Regions from separate parts of the Homo sapiens genome. Here region 2 is linked to region 1. A link is an interaction called in ENCODE POLR2A ChIA-PET data of the cell type or tissue named here. Cell type or tissue: GM12878. All regions are shown on one strand.

Region 1 (8,000 bases):
TCTAATGACTTGGTATAGTGTAGGTGCTGATTAAATGTTTGTTGTATGGATTGATTAAACATGTGTTTTGGCTCATGACCTTGTGTATCACTTAGGACGCTTTGAAGTATAGCCAACAGAAAGCCCAATTCAAAGTGCTTTAAAAAGTAAAGAAAATTTATTGATTCGTGTGACTAAGAAGGTCAGAGGTAGGTCTGGCATCAGATGAGACTTGATTAAGCTGTTTGACAGTGTCACCAAGAGCCTGATTTCTTGTCATCTCCCTGTTCTGACATCTCTGATGTTGGCTTTATTTTTCCTCTTCTTAATTTCAAATGCAAGACTTTATGACTAAACCTATAGACTTATAACAAACACCACATACCACATATGATTCTTCATAATAATCACTACCACTAGTTGAGTGACTTCTAAGTTTCAGACACTGTGATAAGCTCTTTATGTGACATGTCTCATTAAATCCTCACATAATTCTGTTAAGTACGTACTATACAATTTTCTCTTTTATAGGCAAGGGAACTGAGGCTTTAAAGAATATTCATTATTACAAAATGCCAGTGTTTTATCAGGCTTCAGTTCCTCCTTACAGAGGAAGCTACCCAGGAGAGCTAATGTGTCTATTATACATGTTCATTCATTCACTCATTCATTTTTTTGACAAGTATTTCTTTTTTTTTTCTTTTAGTTTTTCATTTCCATAGGTTTTTGGGGAGCAGGTAGTATTTGGTTACATGAGCAAGTTCTTTCGTGGTGATTTGTGAGATTTTGGTGCACCCATACGTAACCTGAGCAGTATACGCTGAATTTAATTTGTAGTCTTTTATCCCTCACCCACTTCCTACACTTTCCCACTGAGTCCCCAAAGTCCTTGTGTCATTCTTCTGCCTTTGCATCCTCACAGCTTAGCTCCCACTTATGAGTGAGAACACACGATGTTTGGTTTTCCGTTCCTGAGTTACTTCACTTAGAATAATAGTCTCCAATCCCATCCAGGTTGCTGTGAATGCCATTAATTCATTCCTATATGGCTGAGTAGTATTCCGTCATATATATATACCACAGTTTCTTTATCCACTCATTGATTGGTGGGCATTTGGGTAGGTTCCACATTTTTGCAACTGTGCTGCTATAAACATACGTGTGCAAGTTATCTGTTTCATAGAATGATTTCTTTTCCTCTGGGTAGATACCCAGTTGTGGGATTGCTGGATCAAATGGTAGTTCTACTTTCAGTTCTTTAAGAAATCTCCACACTGTTTTCTATAGTGGTTGTACTAGTTTCCATTACCATCAGCAATGTAGAAGTGTTTACTTTTCACTGCATCCACACCAACAACTGTTATTTTTTTATTATGGCCATTCTTGCAGAAGTAAGGTGGTATTGCATTGTGGTTTTGATTTGCATTTCCCTGATCATTAGTGTTCTTGAGCATTTTTTCATATGTTTGTTGGCCATTTGCATATCTTCTTTTAAGAATTGTCTATTCATGTCCTTATCCCACTTTTTGATGGGATTGTTTGCTTTTTTCTTGCTAATTTGTTTGAGTTTGTTGTAGATTCTGGGTATTAGTCCTTTGTCAGATGTATAGATTGTAAAGATTTTCTCTCACTCTGTGGGTTGTCTGTTAACTCTGTTGACTGTTCCTCTTGCTGTTCTAAAGCTCTTTCATTTAATTAAGTCCAACCTATTTATCATTGTTTTTATAGCATTTGCTTTGGGGTTCTTGGTCATTAAATCCTTGCCTAAGCCAATGTCTACAAAGATTTTTTCTGACGTTATCTTCTAGAATATTCATAATTTCAGGTTTTAGATTTAACTCCTTGATCTATCTTGAGTTGATTTTTGTATAAGGTGAGAGATAAGGATCCAGTTTCTTTCTCCTACCTGTGGCTTGCCAATTATCCCAGCATCATTTGTTGAATAGAGGGTCCTTTCCTCACTTTTTGCTTTTGTTTGCTTTGTTGAAGATCAGTTGGTTGTAAGTATTTGGGTTTATTTCTGGGTTCTCTATTCTGTTCTATTGTCTAAGTGCCTATTTTTATACCATTACCATGCTGTTTTAGTGACTATGACCTTATAGAATAGTTTAAAATCCAGTAATGTGATGCCTCCAGATTTGTTCTTTTTGCTTAGTCTTGCTTTGGCTATAAATGAATTTTGGTTCCATATGAATTTTAAAATTATTTTATCTAGTTCTGTGAAGAATGATGGGCTGGGCGTGGTGGCTCACACCTGTAATCCCAGCACTTTGGGAGGCTGAGGCAGGCAGATCACAAGGTCAGGAGATTGAGACCATCCTGGCTAACACAGTGAAACCCTGTCTCTACTAAAAATAAAAAAAAAATTAGCCGGGCGTGGTGGCGGGCACCTGTAGTCCCAGCTACTTGGGAGGCTGAGGCAGGAAAATGGCGTGAACCCAGGAGGCGGAGCTTGCAGTGAGCCGAGATCGCACCACTGCACTCCAGCCTGGGTGACAGAGTGAGACTCCGTCTCAAAAAAAAAAAAAAAAAAAAAAAATGATGGTGGTATTTTGCTGGAAATTGCATTGAATTTGTAGATTGTTTTTGGCAGTATGGTCATTTTCACAATATTGATTCTACCCATCCATGAACATGGAATGTCTTTCCATTTGTTTGTGTCATCTATGATTTCTTCCAGTAGTGTTTTGTAGTTTTCCTTGTAGAGGTCTTTCACCTCCTTGGTTAGGTATATTCCTGAGTTTTTTTTCAGCTGTTGTAAAAGGGGTTGAGTTATTGATTCGATTCTCAGCTTAGTCGCTGTTGATGTATAGGAGAGCTACTGATTTGTGTACATTGATTTTGTAACCTGAAACTTTGCTGAATTCATTTATCTAGCTTTTTGGAGGAGTCTTTAGGGTTTTCTAGGTATATGATCGTATCATCAGGAAACAGGGACAGTTTGACTTCCTCTTTACCAATTTGGATGCCCTTTATTTCTTTCTCTTGTCTGATTGCTCTGGTTAGCACTTCCAGTACTATGTTAAATAGAAAAGTGGTGAGAGTGGGCATCTTTGTCTTGTTACAGTTCTCATAGGGAACGCTTTAAACTTTTCCCCATTCAGTATTATGTTGGCTGTGGGTTTGTCATAGATGGCTTTTATTACATTGAGGTATGGGTCTTGTACGCTGATTTTGCTGAGGGTTTTAATCATAAAGTGATATTGAATTTTGTCAAATGCTTTTTCTGCATTTATTGAGATGATCATGTGATTTTTGTTTTAAATTCTGTTTATGTGGTGTATCACATTTATTGACTTGCATATTTTAAACCATCCCTGCATCCCTGGTATGAAACCTACTTGATCATGGTGGATTATCTTTTTCATATGTTGTTGGATTCAGTTAGCTAGTATTTCGTTAAGGATTTATGCATCTATGTTCATCAGGGATATTCGTCTGTAGTTTTCTTTTTTGGTTATGTCCTTCCCTGGTTTTAGTATTAGGGTGATACTGGCTTCATAGAATGATTTGGGTAGGATTTCCTCTTTCTCTATCTTGTGGAATAGTGTCAACAGGATTGGTACCAATTTTTCTTTGAAAGTCTGGTAGAATTCATCTGTGAATCTGTCTGATCCTGGACTTTTTTTTGTAGCTAACTTTTTCTTACCATTTCAATCCTGTTGCTTGTTATTGGTCGTTCAGGGTGTTAGTAACAAATGCTTGTTCCTCGATGCTGCAAAGAAATGCACTTGAACATAAATTTAATTTTCTCAGCAAGGCAATTTTTACTTCTATAGAAGGGTGCGACTTGCGGATGGAGTAATGGCGAAAGCATGCCTGAACAAGGGAAGGGAAGTGGTTCTTATTCCTGATGCAGGTAGCCCCTGCTGTTGTGTCATTCCCCTATTGGCTAGGATTGGACCGCACAGTCTAAGCTAATTCTGATGGGGTATTTTAAAGAGAGCAGGGGTACGAGCCAGAGTGTCAGGGTGAGTAGTTTGGCAGGAAGGGCAGTTATAGAACAGGTGACTCAGGATGATTCAGGTCAGAGCAGGTGACAGGGGTGACTCAAGATGGAGCAGGTGGCCAGGGGTGACTCGGGTCAAAGCAGGTGACCAGGGGAACAGATGTGAACTACTGATTAGAACTGGCAGGAAAGTTGTTTACTGAAACTAGAGGCAAGGGGGGAGGGCAAGAGAACCAGGAAGTTAGACTTAAAAATGGAGAATAAAGAATAAGAGAGCTGAACATACTGACATACTGATTCTTTGAAAAGAAACTTGGAGTTCACTATCTTTAACAATCCCCCATCTTGAAATTTTACAGTTGTTTCTCTTCAAACTTCTTTAACATGTCTTGGCTTAGTTGTTCTGCTTGATTCTCTAAAAGAAAAAGCTTCTCTGAATAAGGTGGAGGAGAATTAAAGGAGGTTTTAGTAAGTGCTGCCTTTATGAGCCTCTGCACCAGCCTATGGATGCATGGTATGACACAACACCTGAAAAGAATGGCTATACCTATTATGGCTGCAAGAGAAGTAAGAATTGAGGCTATGATTCCTTTCCATTTACTGAATCATTTTTCTAGCCACCTGGTGAAGCGGTCATTTACTCCTGAGTTTTTGGCTAACTCGTTAGATAGAGCAATTAGACCTTGCAATGCCTTTGTTATACTTCCATCAGGAGCAATATTGTTTGGGATGAAGGTACAACATTGAGTTTTAATCATGATGCAAACTCCTCCTTTTTCTGCTAACATTATGTCTAAGGCTATTCTATTTTCCCAAGCCATCTGGCTAGTAGCCCCTAATTGCTCAGCTATTTCTTTAATAGCATCTCTAGTGTAGTTTATAATAAACTGCTGTTGGTTGTAATAAATGTAATTTATCCAATCTACATTTTTATTAATTGTTACCCACCAAAATATTGACTTACATCCTGCAGCTATTTGATTTCAGGCTTTAAATTTATCTGGTACTCCTGGTGGAACTCCAATAGCATTTATATAAACATGGGAATCAAAGGACCCATGTGAAGCACTTCTTTTACGATTTTCTTTTTTTTTTAATCGTGTTGACGGAATGCTAGGGTGAAAGGGATGGCCAATTGGACTAAAGCATGAGTGCTGCTTTAATTACTTGGCAGAGTACCCAGCAATAGTCCCCTGCAATACCACTACACATCTGCTCGGGGATGAACAAGGGCAGACTGATGGGTAACCTCTTGAAAAGGCTTGGTTTCACTGCACCCTGTTAAGTCTCCAAGGAATGCTAACTTTTTCCTCTGCCATGAAAGGCAGGAGGTGAAGTAAACACCAGGGGCTGGAGGCTGGATGGACCTCAGGGGCTGACCCGCAGGGCTCTTAACCTCAGGGAACAGCAGTGAAAGAGTCTTCCATCACTCATCACCCCAGGCTGTGGGGTTTTGGAAGAGAGCTACCATAACAGCTCATGCCCGGTCCGTGAGAGGACCACCCAAGTGGAAAGGGGACAATCTCTGTCTCTGGGCTGCCTGTCACACAAGTCTAACAGTCACTTTTGTTTAGCATGAGAACAGAATATTTAATCCATTCAAGCCAAGCATTTGTGTCCTGATACCCTGTGTCAATTGCTATAGTTTGTTTTAAATCTTTAACCTCTACAACTACTTTGGTTTTATCATTGGGTATATAACAAGAGAAGGTTTGGTTAGCGGAGAACTTAAGAGAGGGAGAAGGGGGTGGAGGAGGTGAGGCGGCAATGAAGCGCATTTCAAAGGATCCTATGGGGGTTGTTCCCTGAGACTTCTGCCCCTATACCATAGAAATGGCTTAATGGAGGGGAAGAACTCTGGGGAGCAGCGATGGTCATCTGTACTGGATTCCATTGGTTCAGCTGACAATGTGGAGGGATAACTCCTTTAGTAAAATGAACATATGGTTTTAAGAAACTGCAAGTACTAGTTGGAGCAGTCCATCCTCGCTCTTTAGTATTTTATAGGTCCATATAGTATTTTATATGGACCAACTTCAGCAGAGAAGCTCTGCTGTAGAAGGACAAGATTCCCAGTTTATACTGGAATCTTCGTCAAACTCTTCTCAAACTAACCTATCCCAGTTAACAGATTTCCAGTCTAAGGAGAGCTAGGGAGGATAAATATACTTTTCTGAAGCAGAGAGTTGCTTCTGACTTGGCAAGTCTCCACAGCGTATAACAAAGCAAGCATCAAATGTAATATTTTGAGGCAAAATTGGCTTGGTTACATTAATAACTAGGTGGTCAGCAATAGAATGAGGAAAGAAGTAATAGAATAGATGAAAGAGAGTTAAATTTTTCTTAGCTTTAGTTTGGTAGGGTTTTCCTCTGGGACTATGGTCCATGACCGTGGAGGGGGCGGCGCTTTCTTGACTCGAGTGTGAGGGGTCCACCCTTTTTCTGCTGTCCGGACTGCAGTTTCAGTAGTTAGGAGCGCTAGGTAAGATCCTTCCCAGGCTGGTTCTAATTTTTCCTTTTCTCTAACTTTTGACAGGGACGTGGTCCCCAGGCTGATGTTGGTGTGCTGGAAACTCTAGGGGTGGCACCTGTGCTAAAAGACCTTTAGTTCTGAGGGAAGGGAAAGTAGACGATAAACCAAGTATATAATTTCTGAGAAATTGTTCTTTTGTTTTAAATGTAGAGAGATCAGTAGTAGAATGTAGATAAGGCAATCCATAGAGCATCTCATAAGGGGACAGGCCTGTCTTTTGGGGGAGCAGTTCGGACTCTTCACAGGGTAATATGCCTTCCTACTTTCCCTGATGAAGGTGGATGCCAGAGAGTATGATATCCCCATGTTATATCCAGTATCTGTGCTAATTTCTTAGTGACATGTGCTGTGAAATGAGTCCTATTATCTGAATCACTGTTTTCTATTAATCTAAACCTGGGTATAATATTTTTAACTAATGCCTTGATTATATTATTAGCATTTGTACTTGAAAAGGGAATAGCTTCTACCCAATGAGTAAGGTGATCTACTATTACTAATAAATACTTTAGACGACCAGTTGGAGGCTTCTCTGTGTAATCGATTTGGATACTTTGGAATGGGCTTAAGCCTGGACTCCTTCCCCCAAGTGGTAATCTTTTACTAAGCAATTGTCTGTAACCTGTTTGGCCGGGGTACACATTTCTATGCACTTATAAACTCTGAGGACTGTGTTACACATGGCTTGGGGCCCCCAGTGGGTCTCTTGATGTAGTTGGGACAAGATTTCCCTCATAAGGGGTTTGGATAACATTTCTCTCTGGTCTAGCAATATCCATTTTCCTTCTGAATTTTCTTTAGCACCATTTTTGTTCGTTTTTAAACCAAAGAAAGCCAAACACCACTTTATATTTGACAATGCTTCCTGTATGATTTTATACCAGATAAGCTAAATTTTACCTTTATATTAGTGTGCTATTAATGTTAAGCTCAATTTTAATAAAATCTTGTAGACATTATTTATCCAATATTAATGTCTGACCATAAGGTAAAATTTTTACTCTTTTTAACCCTTTATGATTTTTGTTAAAGAGCAGTTTAGTGCTTTAAGAAAAACCTGTTGTGCTTTTTTTTAATGTCCAGTTCGCAGAAAAACTGGATGATACCCCCTTAACTTTAGCCAATATGTTTACACACAGAATTTCCTTTACAATTAACGTTTCAAAGCTTGCTTAAACCTTCAAAACACATTTTTTTAACCTTTTAATGTAGGTAAAAATCCACATTATTATACTTTCTTATACTCCTTTTACCAAAAGTATATTTTACTTTCCTTACACACCTTGCATATAAACTGTTTCTTCAATAGTTTTACATTCAGGAGGCCTAATTACTTTTAAATTATACAACATTTCTTGCATAAATTCCCCTTTATAACATTTTTCACAACTTTCACAGATAATCTTCAACATGCCTCAACTTTCTGACTTGTTGCAAACATCCCTTTCTTTAAACAACCAGTTAATTTATTTTAGGACAAGAATTTACCATATAAGATTCTTTTTATATAAATTCTCCTTTTTTAAATGTCAGAGATGA
Region 2 (8,000 bases), 290 kb after region 1:
GTGTTCAGATGTACATATAAAAGATATAAGCACAGTATGGGAACAGGGTACCTCCCCATCCCAAAGGGGTCATGTACATTCTGGAGTGTAATGAGCATGTGTGTGGGCGCGCGCGCACACACACACACACACACACACACACACACTGTCTTTCTCTCTCTCACTCTCTCTCAACACAAGCTCTAAATGCATTCACACAATTAATACCCAATTACAGTCAAACATGTACACACATTCACTGATGCTACTCTTACCCCATGACTGGCCCTGGGCTGGATGCTGGGGACACAAAAATAAATTCAAGGAGGCCCCAGTCTAGCAGCACACACAGACACTTGGATGAGCACCTAATGACTGAGGAGCTCATTCTGCAGGAGCGCAGAGGTAGGCACCAGGGATAAAAGAAGACACTTGAGAGTCAGGCCTTGAGGTATGAGTAGGAGCTTGCCAGACAAGGAGAGGCACAGCCAGGCAGAAGTGGGCACAGCATATGCCAAGGCACGTGGGAACGAGCGAGAATCACGCTCCCTCCACCCCCTAGCAGAGTCTGAGACAGATTCTGCTGTGCCCCAGCCCAGCAGGGTGCACTCACTGACAGATACAGGTAGCGGTACTCATGGGAGATGCAGCGAGCAAAGCTGGGCAGCCCCCAGTACGCCACGCCTTGGGCACTGAGGAGACAGCGGCGGCTGGCAGACCCTGCAGGGCAATAGGACAGAGGTCTGGGCATGGGGGCCGAGCTCTCACCCACACTCCTCCGTATCTCAGAGAGGCTGGGGGCGCAGAAGGGGGCAATGAGAATGGCAGGGGTGGTGGTGGTGGGGAAAGCCACCTGCCCCTTACCTGAGGCATTCGGGGGGCACTTGTTGTAGATGATCTCGCCAGCAGCTGCCTTCTTCCACGTCATCAGCATCACGTACTCATCCCTGCACATCTCATGGAAGGCTGTGGGTGCAGGGGTAAGGTTCAGCTGGGTCCACACATGGGGCCCCCAGCCCCCAGGGTCATTAGGGCAGTACCTGGACACCTCTTCTCACTACAAGGCTTCACCTCCTCTCCGGTGCCCTCGCAGGGGTAGCCCTGCGTGCCCGTGGCCTGGCACATGCGGAAGCGGCGCTGCCAGCCTGTGTCACACGTCTTAGAGCACAGGCTCCACGCATTCCATGGCCCCCACTTGCTATCAGTGGCTGTGGGAGAGGTGAGGCATATGAGTGGGCCCAGGTACCCCCATGGTCAGAGCTGCAACTTGCCACCACTGTGCCAAGCACTCACCCGGGCACTCGAGGTTGCTGCACTCCCGGGTGTCAGTGAGGGCACCCGTGCATGTGGCCCAGGCTGGGCCCGCCACGCTGCACTTCCGGCTGCGCTGTTGGGTCCCATTGGCACAGGACGTGGAGCATGGGCCCCAGGGACCCCATTCTAACCACTGGCCTTCCACTGCATGGGGAGACACAAGCAGGGGTGGCTGTTGAGCAGGATGTGTGAGGGCTGGTGGTGTGGAGAACCACAGGAAGACCCAGAGCCTGCTAGGCATTCAGATTTGAGCCAGGCCAGACCCACTGGAGTGGGGAGGGGAGGGGGTTATGAGGAAGGCTGGAGTGAGCAGGTGGTGCCTGGGCCTCATGCTGCCTGCCTGCCACCAGCTCCAGAAATACAGGACACCTCTCCTCTTAGCACAAGGCACAACTCACTTCTGGCTAAGGGAAGGGGCTGCAGGGGTGTCTTCTGATCTTTGCCAGCACTTCAGCCCAGCTTTGTGTCCTCTCACAGTCCAGCTGGCCATGCACCAAAATGCAAGGGCAGCCCAGGGCTTGGAGAAAGAGCTGTCCCCTCTTGATGGCGTCACAGGGTACTAACTCATGTCAGGGCTAGGGGTCAAGTCAGGGCTAGGGGGTCACCTCGCACACAGGCAGGCATACTTCTCCAGTCTCCCCATGCTTGGTCAAAGTTTAAGGGGCCCCCAGGGGCAGGTCACTGGACCTGACTGCCTCCCCAGGTCTCCCGACCCCCCACCGGGCTGGGCAGCGCCCTCATGGAAGCCCACGGGTGCTACTGACCCGGGCAGGCAGCCATACTGCAGAGCTTAGTCTGCAGCTCAGGACCCTCGCAGGCCTTGCCGCCGTGCTGGGGGGGCACGCAGGTCCGCATCCGGCTCCGGGACCCCCGCCCGCAGCTGCGGGAGCACAGGCTCCAGGACCCCCACTCCTCCCACACGCCGTGCACTGCAAGGAAGCACGTGGCCGGTGGCTGGGCGGCACCATGGCCCCGCCCACCACCGGCGCCTGCCCATCCGCCCACCAATCAGGAGCTCCGCAGCTCTGCGGCTGCTCCTCATTGGCTCTGCCCCGGGATCTGTTGCCAGGGGGATCTCCCAGGGCCCCACCAAGGCGCGACCCTTTGAAGGGATGTGCAAGACACAGGCTTCCGGTCCTAATTCACATAGGACAGCCCCTGTGGACGCCTGGACAAGGGGGCCAGGACCAACAGGAGGGGAACCAGGGGTCCTCCTCTCCTGAGGGCACAGGAAAATTCAGGAAAGGACCCAGGACCCACGCCATTCCACCCCTCCCCATCCCACCCACCCCTAGACCCAGAGCCTGAATACAACACAGCAGTCCGGGGGCAAGAGAAGCGCCCTTCCCAGCCCCAAGCGCACAGACACACAAATAAACATGAACCTCTACATGGACACCGACACACCGAGCTCACACGCTGGAACACAGCTTTGCCCCAGGCCTTTGCAAACTCCTGCCATACCCCCAGGTACCAAGAGCCCTTCCCAGGTAGGCCCTGCTCTAAATCCACAGCACCACTGGCATGGCCTAGGCCTCACTTCACCCACTCAGGGAGCAAGGAGCAGGACTGGCTGAGGCTACCCTGCCCTTGCCGTCTCAAGCAAGCACATGCATTTCCTTAACAACTACACACTCAACTGAGGGAGGCTTAGGGGAGGCTCCCTTGAGAGGGGGTGTCCAAAGGAAGGAGGGGAAGGTCAGGGAAGTGGCGTTTGTCTTAGATCTTGAAAGACAGGCTGAATTTGAATAGCCAAGGTCAGGGAGAAAGGATAGGACAAGAATCAGCAAATGCAGGGAGGTGGGAAAGTGCGCAAGCTACTGATATGGCCAGAGCGGAGTGGGTAAAAACACGAGCCTTGGTTACCAGGATGCAGGCACTGGGGGAATGATGTGCCCAGAACCGGGCCCAGTAGCATGGGCCCTGGTCTGATCCATCTGTGCCCCCAGTGCCCTGCACCGGGCTGGCATGGTACGCAGAGTTGGGCATGGTGTGGGGAACAGCCACATTTGTTGAATGAAAGGAGGAGGCAACCAACCATTTTGGAGATTAATCTGCCCAAGTCCCAGGCAGGACCTAACCCTGCAGGCAGGTGGGGTGGGGAGGAGGATGGGCCTACCTGGGCAGGTGGCTGAATTGTTGCAGGGCCTGGTCTCCCGCAGGGGCCCGCTGCACAGGGTCCCATAGGGGGAGGACACACAGGAGCGGGTCCGCACCTGCAGACCCTGCCCACACGTCAGGGAACACACGCTCCACGGGGACCACTCCTCAGCCGCCGGGTCGCCTACGAGAGAGGGACAGCGTCGGCGGCAGGGGGCACCTCCCAAGCACTCAGTCTCATAGGGATAGGGGGAGTGGCAGTAAGGTGGGGGCAGGCATCAGAGGGCTCCTCCTACCCTGACCCCAAGTAACAGGCTCTTCAGGAGGCCACCCAGCCCTTCCCACAAGCTTCATGTGGCACAGACGCGACTGAACTGCAGGACAGAGACAGACAGGCACACACCAAGCACACACACCACCAGACGCACACAGTCGGGCCCCCGCCGCAGAGGAAGGGAGGCGGGCCCGAGTTACCTGTCTGCGCCATGTATAGCCCAGGCTCATCTGCAGACCTCGGCCACTGGGTTTTCACTTTCGGTTCCTCTTCCGGCTCCTCACCTGGAACACGGAGGTGGTGGCAGGGGCTCAGCAAAGGCCAGCTAGGTTCTGTTACAGTGGCACAGTGAAGGCAGCCTTCCTTGCCCTCCGCCTGAGGGCCTGGAACCAACTGCATGATGCTCTCTCAGGATCACATTCTGCCCTCTGCCCCACCACCACTATTTCACAGACAAGGAAACTGAGGTTCAGAAGGCTACACAGGACTAGGCCCTGACCTCACAGTCATCTTTTCCACCTCTTGCCTCAGCCAGATGTGGGGGAGATTTAAGGGGCATGGCTGCCCATATGAAAGAGCTCTGGGAATGCTTCTGTGCCAAGTGCGGCCCATAACCCTCTCCTTTAGTCCTCTCACTGGAAAGAAGAACCATCATCTCTGTTTACAGATGAGGAAACTGAGGGCTAGACAGGGGAAGTGCCTTGTCCAAGAGCACACAGCTGCATTTGCTCCTCCATTGTACTGACTCCTAGGGGCTGAAAAAACATCCAAGCTGAGCTGCTGCAACCCTGGCCCCGAGCCTATCTCTGAGATACAGTTCATGCTCCCCAAGCAGCACTGGACTGTGACCTGGAGGCACAGGTCAGAATGCCACTCCTCTGAGACCCAAGGGGCCTAGGACAAGTGCCCACATCCAACAGACCTTTCTCCTGCTGGCCCTGAGGCCAGGAGAACAGCAGGTGCTCGAGGAGGCCAGGCTACCTTGACCCTGGCCCCACCAGGCTCTCAGCTGCCCTGATTTATGTGTCTGGGCTAGGCCTTGGAAGCACTACCAGCCCTGGTGGCTTCCATTCTCCAAAGCCTGGCCCTCCTGCACAGACATGAGCTCATCAGGGCCCTCTCCCACAATGGGGTGTCAGGGAGGGGCAGACATGGGCACAGAAGGGAAAGGCCCAGCAGCCTCTGCATGAGCAGGTGGGACTGGAAGAGCCTTTGAGGATGGGCTCACCCCATGCTATCCCCAGACTATTAGGTGCTCCTCTCCCCCACCTCCAGGCTCCTTCCTATCTCTAAAAGCCAGCAGTACTGGACAGGCACGCTGAGTGTGAAGGGACCCACCAGGGCTGCCTCTTCCTGCCCCCTGCTGCCCAGCCCGGGCTCTGCAGCTGAGAGGAAGCTCTTTCTCACCAAGCATGAGGAGCAGCCACCCTGAGCAAATCTGCTGCTGGGGGCTCAGAACTGCCACCCAGCCCAGCCTCTGGTCTCATCCACTCTGGGGCCTTTCCCTCCACGTCAGTCACCAGCCCCAGGGCCTGATCCACATGATCCCTGAAATTTCTCCATCTCTGAAACCTGGACTCCCAGAAGAGCTTTGGAGTGAATTAACCCTGGATCCCAAATGGGGTGTGGACATTGACCAGCTGTGTGGCCTCGGGCATGTCTCTTCACCTCTCTGACCCTGCTTTATCCTCTGGAGAACAACATTCATTATACTCCGCCCCCAGGACTCACGTGAGGACCCCCTGCCAGGAGGGCCTTGAAACCCTCAGCACCCTGCTTGGCACACGGCAAGTGCTCAGAAGACAGTCATTCTCGTTTATTTTTATCATCTCCCTTCTCTTCACAGCCTCCACCCCTTCCAGCCCCTCATGTGCCACCCGAGCCTACTCCCTCTGAATAGCATCTGCAGTTCCACTTGGCCCCTGCCTCTCTTGGGACCACAGAGGAGGTGGCAGGGCCAGGCGTGCCAGCTCCTCGATCCCCTCCCCCAGCCCTGGAGCCTTGTGACAAGCTACCCTCTCCACGCCCACCCCCAGGCTGCTGAAGAAATCTATGGCTGTGCCAACTGGCACCATGACAGCTTCAGGGGCTCCACATCCGCTGGGCGCCCGGGACTTCTCAGTGGCCCTTCTTGGCTCTGTTCCTTCCTCATTCCCCGCTGTGGCCATACTGCACCTTGTCCTCTCTCCTCAAGCTCATCTCTGCCCACTCTCTCAGCGATGACCTCAACATCGGGAGCCCCCAGCTTCTTGCCCAGCCTCTCCAACTACCAACTTCCCTGCAGCCCTTCTCCCCACAAAGGCCAGCCCCGTGGCCTGGGCCTGCATCCCCCTCCTCCAGCCTTCTCAGGAGGGCTCCACCCATTATCCCTTCTCATCGGCACCCTGTCAGCATTCTCCCCTTGCGGCAGCCCAGGAACAGATCCAGGCCTCCTTCGCTCTCGGAGAGGCCCTCCTCTGACCCTCTGTTTCCCTCCTCCGTCAGTGACTGCTCTGCAGCCAGCACTCTGGTTTTTCACCTGACACTCACTTCCTGGCTCAAATATCACCTCCCCTGTTAATCCACTGCAGTCTGGCTTCTGCCCACATCTCTCTGCTGAACGTGCTCTTGATAAAGTCATCAGTGTCCTCCTTGTTGCTAAATCCTGTGGATACTTTGCAGACCTGGTCTCACTTGACCCCTCAGCAGCATTTGGTCCTGCTGACTCGTCCTCCCTTGAAGCACTCTCCTGGTTTCCCACCTCTCTAGCTACTCTGTCCCCATCTCCTTGAGGGGTCTATTTTCCTGCTGTTTCCCATATCAGGAGTCCATGCTTTGTCCTGTTTTCACTGCACGTGCTCCCCACCAGGCTTAATTAACCCCCTCTGAACCAATGCTCCCAAATCATCATCCCCAGGCCCTGCCTCTCCTGTGCTCCATTCCTGGATATCCTCCTGCCTCCTGAGCAGTTCTCCTGACCATCAAATTCAGCATGTCCAAGAAGCCCACCATCTACTCTCAAATCTCTACTTGCTTGTTTCCCCACCCTCTTTGCCTAGAAAACTCCTACTTGACCTTCAAAACCCACCTCAAATGACCTCTCATCTATGGAAACTTCCATATTGTCAACTCCCCAGGCAGAGTTGGCCACCCCCTCTTCTATGTGCCCTTTCATCACAGATGGGTCCATCTTCTGACTGTCAGAAATACCCCCAACTCTCTACCATAAGCCCGTTGAGGGAAGGCTGTGAGTCCTCTCCTTGACCCCCAGGGAATGCCAGCACAAAACTCAGCCCAGCGAAATACCAAGAAATAAGCACCAATGAATACATTGTTCCCAGCTTCCCCCACAATGGGGCTCACGAGGAATGGTCATTTGTAATCTTGACTCCCCATGCAAAGTATCAGCTCCGTCCCACAGCACCAGCATTCAGATTTGATATGCCAGCCTGCACCAAAGGGACCACTAAGACAGGCTCAAAGACAGAGCTCCTGGCCCCTATTTATTCACAAACACTTTGGAGGTGCAAATCCAGCTGAGAGTCCTCCCATCCAGCTCCTGTGTGGGCTTCCTGCCCATCGTCGTGTCTGGGGCATCTACCAGTCTGGCATCCAGTGCCCACCAAATGCGGACACGTGAGAGACCAGCCTGACCTGCTTGTCGGGGTCTCACACTGTTTCCTGTGGTCCCTGCTCCTCTTCTAACCACTCACAGACCATCTGCTGGCCAGCCCCACAATGTAACAGGAGGGGCAGGGCGAAGCGGGAGTGGGTTGGGGTCAGTGGTTTCCAGAATTCACCCTATTTGAAAATCAGAACATGTCCGAGGTTCAGTTTTTGGATCCCTTTTCCGGCCTCCTGAGCTGGGCCAGAGAGGGGAAGGTACAAGCCCAAGGCCACACAGCCAGGCCCTACACTGCCTGCCTGCCCCTCCATTCCCACCCATCCCACTCAGAGGAGAGGAGAGGCCAGCAATTCATTCCCACACAGGGGAAGGCTGGTTCTCCCTGGAGGGGGAAGAAGACAGATAAGAGCAGAGGTGTCATTTACTGAAACAAACACTTAGTCAGCACACACTGTGTGCAGGCCCCAGCCAGCCCTGAGGCCAAAACAGGGCAATCCAAGAGGAAGCTGAGCCAGGCAGGGTCCAAGAGGACAAGGAGGGGCCCCCAGAAGGGACGTGAGTACCCCCAAGAACTCCTGAGTGTTCCACCCAGTGAGCTCAGCGGCTTGTGGGCCAGGTGCCCCAAGGCCTGCAGTCCTGCAATCTATCAGCTTTCCCGTCGGGCTGCCAGTCATGGGCACAAACAGATGTGCTGCCTGGGACACACTTCCCCACTTGACCACCTGATAA

What was found. Peaks named below come from ENCODE experiments on the same cell type or tissue, not always from the same donor. Only the 100,000 strongest peaks of a DNase experiment are listed, where the experiment ranks them.
Region 2: POLR2A ChIA-PET joins it to region 1 with 6 read pairs; 2 of 35 experiments call an interaction of 5 or more read pairs at or near these places.

Annotation. Positions count from the first base shown.
Region 1 is chr1:31,449,839-31,457,838 of GRCh38, forward strand. All of the region lies in intron 1 of LOC124903900 (a long non-coding RNA gene), which reads right to left. LOC105378625 (a long non-coding RNA gene) reads left to right here. Exons shown (of 4, transcript XR_007065578.1): 4 at 1-811. Among named protein-coding and RNA genes, the nearest start is that of SERINC2, 41 kb to the left of the region's middle. RefSeq lists an enhancer at 3,435-4,634. In GM12878, no CTCF peak of the experiment used is centred here; no DNase peak of the experiment used is centred here.
Region 2 is chr1:31,740,781-31,748,780 of GRCh38, forward strand. ADGRB2 (adhesion G protein-coupled receptor B2) reads right to left here. Exons shown (of 33, transcript NM_001364857.2): 5 at 3,868-3,951; 6 at 3,413-3,577; 7 at 2,058-2,222; 8 at 1,273-1,437; 9 at 1,020-1,187; 10 at 844-945; 11 at 593-699. Among named protein-coding and RNA genes, the nearest start is that of MIR4254, 14 kb to the right of the region's middle. RefSeq lists an enhancer at 3,989-4,038. In GM12878, a CTCF peak has its summit at 5,040 (motif pointing left); a DNase peak (open chromatin) is centred at 3,931.